3 separate regions of the Homo sapiens genome follow, and all the other regions are linked to region 3. The links are chromatin contacts, found by Hi-C or POLR2A ChIA-PET in ENCODE. All regions are on one chromosome and are shown on one strand. Each heading gives the region's core, a stretch centred on a gene start or an enhancer-like site at or near the end of the contact. The rest is flanking DNA. Distances are from core to core; before and after follow the strand shown. Region 1 overlaps TNFRSF21 (TNF receptor superfamily member 21). Region 2 holds the start of CDC5L (cell division cycle 5 like). Region 3 holds the start of ENPP4 (ectonucleotide pyrophosphatase/phosphodiesterase 4).

What was found. Hi-C counts contacts between places; a loop is a spot of excess contacts on that map. ChIA-PET counts read pairs that join two places held with the same protein, here RNA polymerase II (POLR2A). Pooled maps may share reads with other maps.
Region 1: a pooled map shows a loop between it and region 3 (5-fold over the local background). The contact joins the enhancer-like site here to the promoter of ENPP4 in region 3. A Hi-C loop is called at or near these places in 4 of 37 single-sample maps with no recorded cell type and 5 of 50 pooled maps.
Region 2: a loop to region 3 is called in a map of CD8-positive, alpha-beta T cell, with 8 times the contacts of the local background. The contact joins the promoter of CDC5L here to the promoter of ENPP4 in region 3. A Hi-C loop is called at or near these places in 1 of 168 maps with a recorded cell type or tissue (CD8-positive, alpha-beta T cell) and 8 of 50 pooled maps. POLR2A ChIA-PET finds 5 or more read pairs at or near these places in 1 of 52 experiments (activated B cell).

The regions. Positions count from the first base shown.
Region 1 is chr6:47,241,319-47,244,873 of GRCh38, reverse strand. The region is part of intron 4 of TNFRSF21 (TNF receptor superfamily member 21); the gene reads left to right. Among named protein-coding and RNA genes, the nearest start is that of TNFRSF21, 67 kb to the left of the region's middle. RefSeq lists enhancers at 1,834-2,063, 2,284-2,413. Within about 2 kb of position 2,278, at least 27 of the 41 ENCODE cell types and tissues checked have a DNase peak (open chromatin) inside an H3K27ac peak, as active enhancers do.
Region 2 is chr6:44,385,772-44,389,112 of GRCh38, reverse strand. It overlaps CDC5L (cell division cycle 5 like), which reads right to left and starts at 1,407. Exons shown (of 16, transcript NM_001253.4): 1 at 1,245-1,407. The coding sequence starts at 1,289. It overlaps LOC124901323 (a long non-coding RNA gene), which reads left to right and starts at 1,194. Exons shown (of 4, transcript XR_007059595.1): 1 at 1,194-2,074; 2 at 2,944-3,063. RefSeq lists an enhancer at 1,326-1,525.
Region 3 is chr6:46,128,637-46,132,183 of GRCh38, reverse strand. It overlaps ENPP4 (ectonucleotide pyrophosphatase/phosphodiesterase 4), which reads right to left and starts at 2,195. Exons shown (of 4, transcript NM_014936.5): 1 at 1,995-2,195. It also overlaps a transcript of CLIC5 not described here.

The DNA.
Region 1 (3,555 bases), core at 1,029-3,528, 1.1 Mb before region 3:
TGTCAATAACAGGTACACTTGCTGATGAGGAATTGCATCATGGTCAGCAGTAGGTTTTATTTTATATCAGTTAATTTCGAGGTTTTCATCACTTATTTTTCACCATTTCCTTGGGAGAGACTAATGTCATTCCTGGTTTTTTAATAAACAATTGCCACAGAGGAAACTTTGATCGATCTACAGTTGGACTTTCACAGGACAGGCTGAAATTAAATGCCCAACAACTAAAATGACTTATCACCAAAAAAGTACTAGAAAAAAAACTTGGGGGAAATGTTTTGTTTTTATAATCACAACAGTAGAGAATAACATAAAGCACAGAAGCCGTACAAGAACAATGCAACTACTTAACAATAAATACACAAGCCAGAAAACACCGTATACAAATCAAAAGACAAAATAATCACAGGTTGAAATTGTTTGAAACATAGGGTTCAGTTTCTTGAAAAATAAGGAGTTTTTACAAATTAAGAAAAAAAATGTGCAGTCTTGTGAACAAGACAGTTCACAGAGAAGGAAATACTGAAGCCTTTTTTTTTTTTTTTTTTTTGAGACGGAGTCTTGCTGTGTCGCCCAGGCTGGCGTGCAGTGGCGCCATCTCGGGTCACTGCAAGCTCCCCCTCCCGGGTTCACGCCATTCTCCTGCCTCTGCCTCCCGAGTAGCTGGGAATACAGGTCCCCGCCACCACGCCTGGCTAATTTTTTTTGTATTTTTTAGTAGAGATGGGGTTTCACCGTGTTAGCCAGGATGGTCTCTATCTCCTGACCTTGTGATCCGCCCGCCTCGGCCTCCCGAAGTGCTGGGATTACAGGTGTGAGCCACCGCGCCCAGCCTGAAGACTTTTTAAACATGCAGATTTTTAACCTCTCAGGCTGGCATGGAGACCTATAATTCCACATCTAGGAAGATATCTTACACATGTTCACATGCATTCAGAATGATGCAAGTACACATATATTCATTGTAGTGTCATGTGTAATAGCAAAAGAGTGAGGAGATCTACAAATGCCCTTCACTAGAGGACTGGTTATCTAAGTTATTGAACATCTGTACAATGGAACAGCATGCACTTGTCAGAAGAAGTGAGTCAGCTCTTCATGTGCTAACCTCAAGAAGGGTTAAACGAAAAAAGGCCAGGTGAAGAATAGTATGTAGGATGGGGCACAGTGGCTCACACCTATAATCTCAGCACTTTGGGAGGCCAAGGTGGGCAGATCACTTGAAGTTAGGAGTTTGAGAACAGCCTGGCCAACATGGTGAAACCCCATCTCTACTAAAACTACAAAAATCATCTGGGCCTGGTGGTGCATGCCTGTAATCCCAGCTAGTCAGGAGGCTAAGGCACGAAAATCAATTGAATACAGGATATGGAGGCTGCAGTGAGCCGAGATTGCACCACTGCACTCCAGCCTGGGAGACACGAAAAAAACAAAACCAAAAAAACAACAGTATGTACATTGTGCCACCATATTGCAAAAATATATACATATATATACACACACACACAGTATATACATAGATGTTAAAAATTGTTTTAAAAAATAAGGGGGGTGGAGAACATATATACTTATTTATTGGTATAAGTATAGACTGTCTCTATCTCTGGAAGAGTATATTGTGACTTGGTAACAGTAGTTACCACCACGGAGGGAAACTGAGTTGCCGAGACTTGGAAGTCAGAGGTTAAGGTCAAAGGTTAACTTAGACTTGTAGACCATATGCATTGTAATTCTAATGGCATGAATCTAATTAATGGACTTATTATGCAATGCTAATTTAATCAGATTTGATGAGTTCAAAAAGCCCGAGTCATAAAGATGAACTTAAGCCTTCTTACTTCAAGGTCTTGAGTTTCCTACGAAATTACTTTCCATCCTCCACAGTGTCTTATGGCAAGCTTTAAAAAGGTTTGCGAAACTTTTTCTCATGGATAGAATTATCGAAAGGCTTTTTTGTGGGAAAGATTTTCCAATAGAAGTTTAGGGAAACCTAAGGAATTTCCAATGGAGCATGATCTCCTCATGTTCCGATGGTGCTGAGCTCTTAAAAGTCTTGGCAATATTTTCAAACGTGAGTGGGCTCCAGCTCTGAACCAAGAGAACCCACTTATTCACTGTCCTCACTTCCTCTTTTTGAGAAAGCTAATCAGTGAGTCAGCTCAGGGCTGCAACACCACTACCGTTGATGTCAGCAGCCTGGACAGCCTGCAGACACCCGTGCCGGTAGCGGGGCGGGGCTGCCCCCCCTTTTCCCTCCCTCCGGAGCCAGCTGGTTCTTACCAGCTTTGGCAGCTTTGTGCAGCACTATTTGTTGTGGCTTTTCTCCTGTACATACAGGAAAGGCACAGCTCTCTTGCTTAGGGCAAGGATTGGCTATTGACACTTTGACTTAAATGGGGGTGGATTTATAGACTTTGGGGCTCAATTTTGAAATTAACTCTTAGAAATGATGAGAATTCTAAGACGAGGTATATACAGAAAATTATAGCCAACTACCTTGATTTGAGTTTGGGGTATTTAAGCGAGAAACCCACCGTGACCAGCTAACCTAGTCTAACTTCATAGGCCTTAAGTAAGGTTGCAGTTGAAACAAAACCTTTTCATTATTCTGTGCTTGAACAGATCTGGGGTGAGTGGGAGTGTTTTTTAAAATAATTCCCCAGTGGTTTTGGCATTTTTTTGGCCAGGTTAATCCTGAGATTCCCCTGATGGTGGGTGAGTTTGTTCTGCAGGCTCTGCATTGGCTCCCAGCTTAAGGTTCACTCACCTATGCCATCTCTGTGGTCTGGCTTGGGGGTTCCCAAGGAAGCTGAGCAGAACATCTTGGTGTTGTGCTCCTGTTCTTTCTTCCATCCCATGACATCCAGTGATCCCAGGGAGCTCTAGACAGCAGATGGCCCTCGCTGTCCACTTGGCAATTGACAATTTAGATTTAAGTGTTGGTGCTGTTCCCTACTTATGCAATGGAAGCACCTCCTTGCTTCATGTACTAAAGTCTGGGCTGTGCAGGAGAAGAAGAAAGAAGGAAAGAAAACAAGAGGTTTTAACTCAACAATTAGAAGCCCAGGAAAAGTTTGGGGAATTTTTCTCTTAAAGTTACTTGACTCTTGGCCCTTCTCTTTAATTTTTTAAAATAATGTTTTAAGAGAAGACTTACGAAGCAAAGAAAATTTGGAAGCACATTACAACAAATAATAAATCTACCATCTAGATTCAATTGTTATTCACATTTTGGCATATTTGCTTTATCTATGTATGTATACGTTTCCAGTCCATATTCCCATTTCGAAGACTTTCTCTAAATTTCTTATAACTGATAATCCTTCTTTCAAGCATTTAGAAATCAGCATTTTTCCATTTGCCTCTTAAGATTTTTGTTTGCAAAAAAAAAATTGGGTACATTTGGGTTCTGCTTGCCAAGACCCCTTACTCTGGATTGAATTGAACAAGAATTCACACTCAGAAGAATAATTTTAAAATCATTGTCTCTCATCATCTGAAACTTTTTTTTTAGGGTGATGTATTTGTTTTTATTTTTTAAGGGAGAAATCATTA
Region 2 (3,341 bases), core at 158-2,657, 1.7 Mb after region 3:
CTACTTCATGTTGGTTACTGTCCTAGGTCCTAGGGATACCAAGACCTGGTCCTCTCGCCATGCTGTCTGGTGAGGTGAAAGAGCAACTAGCTCTTACTCAGAGGCTACTATGTGCCCTACTCTGATCTAAATATTCCAAACGTATTAACTCGTGTAATCCTCAAGAGAGGTTAAGTATTATTATCCCAATTTAGAAAAAGTAGAAAACTGAGGCTTTCAGAAGTTAAGAAACTTACCGAGTACCACACAGAGGATGTGATGCTTACAAAAAGACAAAGCAAGTTTTAACAAACGGAAGAAAAAGGTATCATGAGAATATCGGGGGTGCAATTAATTCTTACAGAGATTCCAAGAAGTGTTTCCGAACTAGGTTTGAAGGATGATCAGAAAGATGTCAAGCGCTAGGAAGGCAAAAGATGTAAAAAAAAAAAAAAAAAGAAGCCATAAAATGTAACGAAAAAAAGACACAGAGCATGAAAAGACATGATGTGCTCCAGAAACTGATAAATTCGGTACACTCTGAACACAAAACGCACTAAAATCTAATTTCTATTTCACTCCCACTCTACTGCCCTTTGGCTCACCAATGGCACTATCCACTACGTTTCTGGAAACAGAGACTATCCTAGGCCAGTTTTTCCTTTCTGGCTTCTATCTAGGCAAAGGCAGTGACAGAAAGAGACAGACCTTGGGATCTGTCGAGATGGCAGACAGGTTATGCCCTGATAACAGATAACCAGAGAGATGCGGGCATAAACGGGCTCTCTGAACCTGGCACTCAAACTGCTTCCCCTCTGCAAGGAAGTCAATGGAGACACAAAGTTGTGGCCACGGCAACTTCTTTATTTCTGAGTATGAGACAGAGTCGTGGTGCCTGGACTAAGAGTGGATGGTGCCCCGGGGGACCAACTCTGGCTGAGTTGGAACTCTGAGTTCTTCCCGGGGCCGGGGGGGGCGGGGGGGCGGGGTGGGAGGGGGCGTATTCAAGTCAACAAATGTTCACTCAGGGCCTAACAAGTGAGCTTGGAGCCGAGTAGCCAGGTGGTGACATCACGGTCCCTGTCCTACTGGCGCTCGCACAACACGGGGCCAGACACACGGAAAGGGCCCCAAGGGTCAGCCCCCGGGCTGCCCTCCACGCAGACCCCACAGGGTCTCCTCGTCGCCCCCCCGACCTCCGCGCGCGTGCGCACAAGCTGCTAGAGGGAGCGGCGGGCAGCGGACGGCGGGAAAAGGAGACTTACCTCGGTATTCCTCCATACGCCCCCCTTGATCATAATTCGAGGCATCTTGGCGGCAGGGTGTCTCGGCAAGCAGCCGAGAGGAGCTTCAGAGAAGTAGTAACAGCGATTGGGCCACCGGACTCAAAGCCGCCACTTCCTCCAAGCGCGACCTTCTGCTTTGAAGATCTGCGCAAGCGCAAGGTGGGAGGGGGCGCAGAATAGCAAGTCTCGCGAGATATTGGGTGGCTGAAAGGGAAAAAGTGTCTTGTGGAAGCTCAGCTGCAGGAAGACTAACACAAAACCATCAAACCACTCTGGCCAAAGCGCCTTACGCCCCGCGCATGTCCAAAACAGAATGGAAGAAACTACGGCTCTCGCGAGATAGCGGCGGTAGCGCTTGGCTGGGAACTTAGTGGTGGGATTGATCGTGACGTCACCGAGTGGCAGAGGGTGGGAACGTCACGCGTACGGAATTTCAGCACAGTTGCTCCGAAGAAGGCTTTGTTAATTTATTAATCTAGCCCTTTCAAGTATTTCAGTAATAGGAATTTATTCACAGAATACTCAGGAAAATCCAGTAGTTTATTTAAGGCTCAGTTTCCTAACCTGTAAAATAGAGATCATAGTAATGCCAACCTCACAGGATTGTCGTAAGGGCTAAATGAGATCATAGACCCAGCACAGTATCTGATCCATAATAACTGCTGCAAAACAATAGCAGCTATTACTGCAAGGAGGGCAACGCCAACTTCACCCCGTCCCCAGGTGATCCAGGCTTCTTCCAGAAACCTGCAGAAACGTCACGTCAGAGTTTTTAATTCATCGCCCAGTCTGGATTAATAATGCCATTGGTACGCACTGGTATTAGACAAAGTCGAGTTGGGTTGAAATATTGTGAAATCTTGGCTTTCTCATAAGTTTGGGTAATAACCTTACTGAATCTCAGTATCCTCATCTGAAAAGTGGAGCTAACAATACCCGCCTCGTAAATGAGGAGGCAGATTAACTGAAACATAACTAAAACCCAGTGAGGTAGGGATTGGCAAACTCTCTGCTACCCCACCCCAATTACTCATGCAGTCTCCTTCATCCTTCCAGAACATCTCTGGCTCCATCCCTGGAAAATATCAAAATATTTAGTGGGTTGGGAAATGCCCTATTTATAGTACTTAGTATTTATATAGTGCCTATCTCTTTATATTTCTTCATTTCTCCGTTTGCCTCTTCTGGAAGAGCTACAGAATTTTCTTTTTCCTTTTAGCTTTTATTTACACACATTCTGTGCAATTATGGTCAGCAAGAGGGCATTTTCCATGGCCACCCTGGTAGTGTTTGCCACTCAAAGGTTTATGCTGGCGGGCAGCCCGCCCTTGAGCTGTTTACCCACTGTGTGGTGTATAAGAAACCATTGGACCTGTGGCCAGTTAAACTCAAACAAAATGTTTTCATTTGGACCTCTCCTGTAATGGGGCGGTTTTTTTTTAATTTGTTATATTTAATTTTTGTGGGTACATAGTACACACATATTTATGGGGTACATGAGATATTTTGATACTGGCATACAACACATAATAATCACATCAGGGTAAATGGGGTATCCATCATCTCAAGTGTTTATCTTTTGTTTTACAAACAATCCAATTATAATCTTTTAGTTAATTTAAATGTACAATTAAATTATTTTTTACTATAGTCACCCTGTTGTGCTATCAAATACTAGGTCTTCGAGATTTTAACACTGGAGCATAGAGGAGGTCAGTCTCTACTGACTGCTGAACATCCAACACGTGACACCCAGGAGTTGTCTACCACCATGTTTTGGACTAAGGGAAAAAAGCAGGTAAAGAGAGAGATGTAAGTCCTGACCATGTCAGAGTACCTGGATCCAGCATGTTCCTGAGTCCCAGCTGCATTCCTGTCCTTGCATTCTGATTATTAGTTTCCTATTTGTGTTAGCCACTTGGAATTGGGTTTCTATTATTTGTAAGGAAGAGTCCTAACAATTCCAGAGATGGACCAATACTCTGTCAGAGGCCTTTCAGATCTCACATTCCAAGAGTTGATGAAGGCTTCTCCCTCCCACTCAGGGCCACCTCTTTACCATATGTTACTTTTGTG
Region 3 (3,547 bases), core at 946-3,445:
GCCAAAATTGACAAATGGGATCTAATTAAACTAAAGAGCTTCTGCACAGCAAAAGAAACTACCATCAGAGTGAACAGGCAACCTACAAAATGGGAGAAAATTTTCACAATCTACTCATCTGAAAAAGGGCTAATATCCAGAATCTACAATGAATTCAAACAAATTTACAAGAAAAAAACAACCCCATCAAAAAGTGGGCGAAGGACATGAACAGACACTTCTCAAAAGAAGACATTTATGCAGCCAAAAAACACATGAAAAAATGCTCACCATCACTGGCCATCAGAGAAGTGCAAATCAAAACCACAATGAGATATCATCTCACACCAGTTAGAATGGCAATCATTAAAAAGTCAGGACACAACAGGTGCTGGAGAGGATGTGGAGAAATAGGAACACTTTTACACTGTTGGTGGGACTGTAAACTAGTTCAACCATTGTGGAAGTCAGTGTGGCGATTCCTCAGGGATCTAGAACTAGAAATACCATTTGACCCAGCCATCCCATTACTGGGTATATACCCAAAGGACTATAAATCATGCTGCTATAAAGACACATGCACACATATGTTCATTGCAGCATTATTCACAATAGCAAAGACTTGGAACCAAGCCAAATGTCCAACAATGATAGACTGGATTAAGAAAATGTGGCACATATACACCATGGAATACTATGCAGCCATAAAAAATGATGAGTTCATGTCCTTTGTAGGGACATGGATGAAATTGGAAATCCATTCTCAGTAAACTATCGCAAGAACAAAAAACCAAACACTGCATATTCTCACTCATAGGTGGGAATTGAACAATGAGAACACATGGACACAGGAAGGGGAACATCACACTCTGGGGACTGTTGTGGGGTGGGGGGAAGGGGGAGGGATGGCATTGGGAGATATACCTAATGCTAGATGATGGGTTAGTGGGTGCAGCGCACCAGCATGGCACATATATACATATGTAACTAACCTGCACATTGTGCACATGTACCCTAAAACTTAAGGTATAATAATAATAATTAATAAATAAATAAATCTAAGACCTGAGACCATAAAAAAAAATGTCTTCCAAATTATATCCTGTAACTAATTTAAGTGGAGGTGGGGGGAAGACGCACAAGTGCAGCAGGCCTCTTAATTTCCTTAAAACAGATTGAAACAATCTCTGAGGGGAAAAAAGAAGAAATAGAAGCTCATAATACTGAAACCAGCAGTTGATATTTCACAGTAGTTGGCAAATCTTCCTTCAGACTTGGGTCCACAAGATTGCCTGATTAAGCAAAGCCCTTCTGGAGTCAGATCTGGTGTAAACCTGAATCTGCCTGTCACTAGTTGTACAATCTTGGTTGGACGCGTCCCTTCACTTCTCTGAGCCTGACTTTCGTCATCTGTAAAATGGGAATGCTATGATCTCATAGGGTGGTTGTGACAAGAAAAGGAAGCATTGTTTTTAAGTCCTTACGTGCTTTTAATCCAGCCCTTTAAAAAGGCACTTAAATGTACCTTTTATTGTTTGGTTGGCTTGTTTTCCAGGAAATTAGTTCTTAAATATCATTATCTATAATTAACATAAACTCTAATCTAATATTCAGACAGACGGATGTCGATGCCATGGGTGGTTCTCCTTTAAAACCAAAAGCCTGGCGACCCCGCCCCAGCTCCCCTCAATTTTACCCCAGACCCACCTTAGGTTCCTCCACTACCGTTCGGCTGACTTCCCTCCCTTCACACTTAACACCACAGGTTGCCTTCCCCAGCACCTGCTAATTTTTCTTTCCTCTTCCCTTCCTGGCCTCCGCCTCGGCCCGCCACCTCCCTGGCTCTTTGAGTCCCTTCGTGGACGTCCCCGCCGCGCCCCAGGGGATGTGCGTGTAGTGGGGGAGAGTGGGTCATAGGGTCTGGTCTCACCATCTCTATTTTCAAAGCCCCTAGGGGACTGGAGAGGGGGTGACATTGCCCCCCAGAACGCCGAGCGCGCGAGGCGCGTACTCACCAGCCGCCGCGGTCGCTTCTTTCCAATGCGCGGAACTCGGCGCTCGCGGCACCTGGCACTCGTGGGAAGTTGCGGGGAAGGGGGACCTGGAGGAAGAGGGGCGATGCCGAGCTCTTCCTGAGGCGCCTGCGCAGTGGCAGGCGCCGCGCCGCGGGGCACAGCCCCAACGTCCCTATCTGCGCCGCTCGGGGCGCTCCGAGTGTGCGCAGCTGCCAGGCGAGCGTCTAAGGCGCCAGCTCAGGGCTGGCTGGGACCGGGCAGCAGAGTCTGAAACACGTCCTTGGATTGGATGCTAGAACCAGCGTTGAATGTAACTTTCTTTCCGATTGGTTAGACAGGTGCTTGGAGGGGTTGTATCGGACCTAAGAGTAGAGGTTGATTCCACTCTCCCACCACGCACTTTTCGTATCATCCTAGATCTGGATGCCCTTCATGGAACCTAAAAACCAGCGAGTCCCGGAAAGGCCTCAGGCAATTGCCAAGCCGATGGCCTTCTGCCACTTAGTTAATGTGCACCTGGCAGCTTAGGTGGCCGCGGAGAAAGCAACTTTGGCTGCACCAAGGTCCGGCACAAGTCTGGAGAAGCTTCAGCCAGTTCCAGTGAGTTGGGATAAATGAAACGTGGATCTACCATAGACGTCTGTCCGTCTTACTGGATAAGCGAGCACCTTTACCGGGGAAGTTAGGTAATAGTTTACAAGTAAGGTTAAAAGCAGCACAGTGCCTGCGGCAGGGAACCAGTAATGAGTTACAGCTGAGAAATGGGTGCTTACTTTGACAGACGCGTATGTGGGATTGTGCTCCTGCTTTTAATTGGAAGGTTATTTAATAGAATAATGTAACTAAACTTTCCAACATAAAGAGCAGTTACCAAACAGAAGTAGAATTATTCGCTAACAGTTGGGTTGTCCAGGCACACTTGGCAGTGAGAGGATAGCATCTTTTTTCTTTTTATCTGTAGTGCCAAACAGAACTTGGTATAGAAGTACTTGCTAAATCACTATTGAATTTAATTGTCCCGCTTGTTAAAATGCAGGCTCCAGAAGGTATTTTCTTTCTTGTTCACTACTGTATCTCCAGCTCAAATAAAAAGTACAAATAAATTAAGAATATTAATCACATGTGATATCCTCAAGTGTTAAGTATTTAATAGCTGTAAATCCAGTACCTGGATTAGTAAACTGCAGTACTGGACCTTAGATAACAAATTCTGACGTTGGTCCCCTTGGTCTGAACCTTACAGTATAGCTATTACCAACAATCTGGAAGCAGCCATGGAGATGATTTGGCAATAGATGTATTCCGTTGATTATTAGTTTGTGCCTTGATAAATTAATTCCAGTTTTAAGTCTCAGGTTGGCCTGTGCATTGGTGAATATGGGCATCTTAGATCCATGGGCTTTCAGAGCTGGAGGGGATGGTAGTGGGTCTGTAGCTGAATCCCTAGAACCTGCAGACCCTAGAACCTGGTTTGAATACTCACTCTGTCACTCACCAGCAGAGCAATCATGGGCCAGTGTCTCAACCTATTTGAGCTTTCATTTCCTCATCTG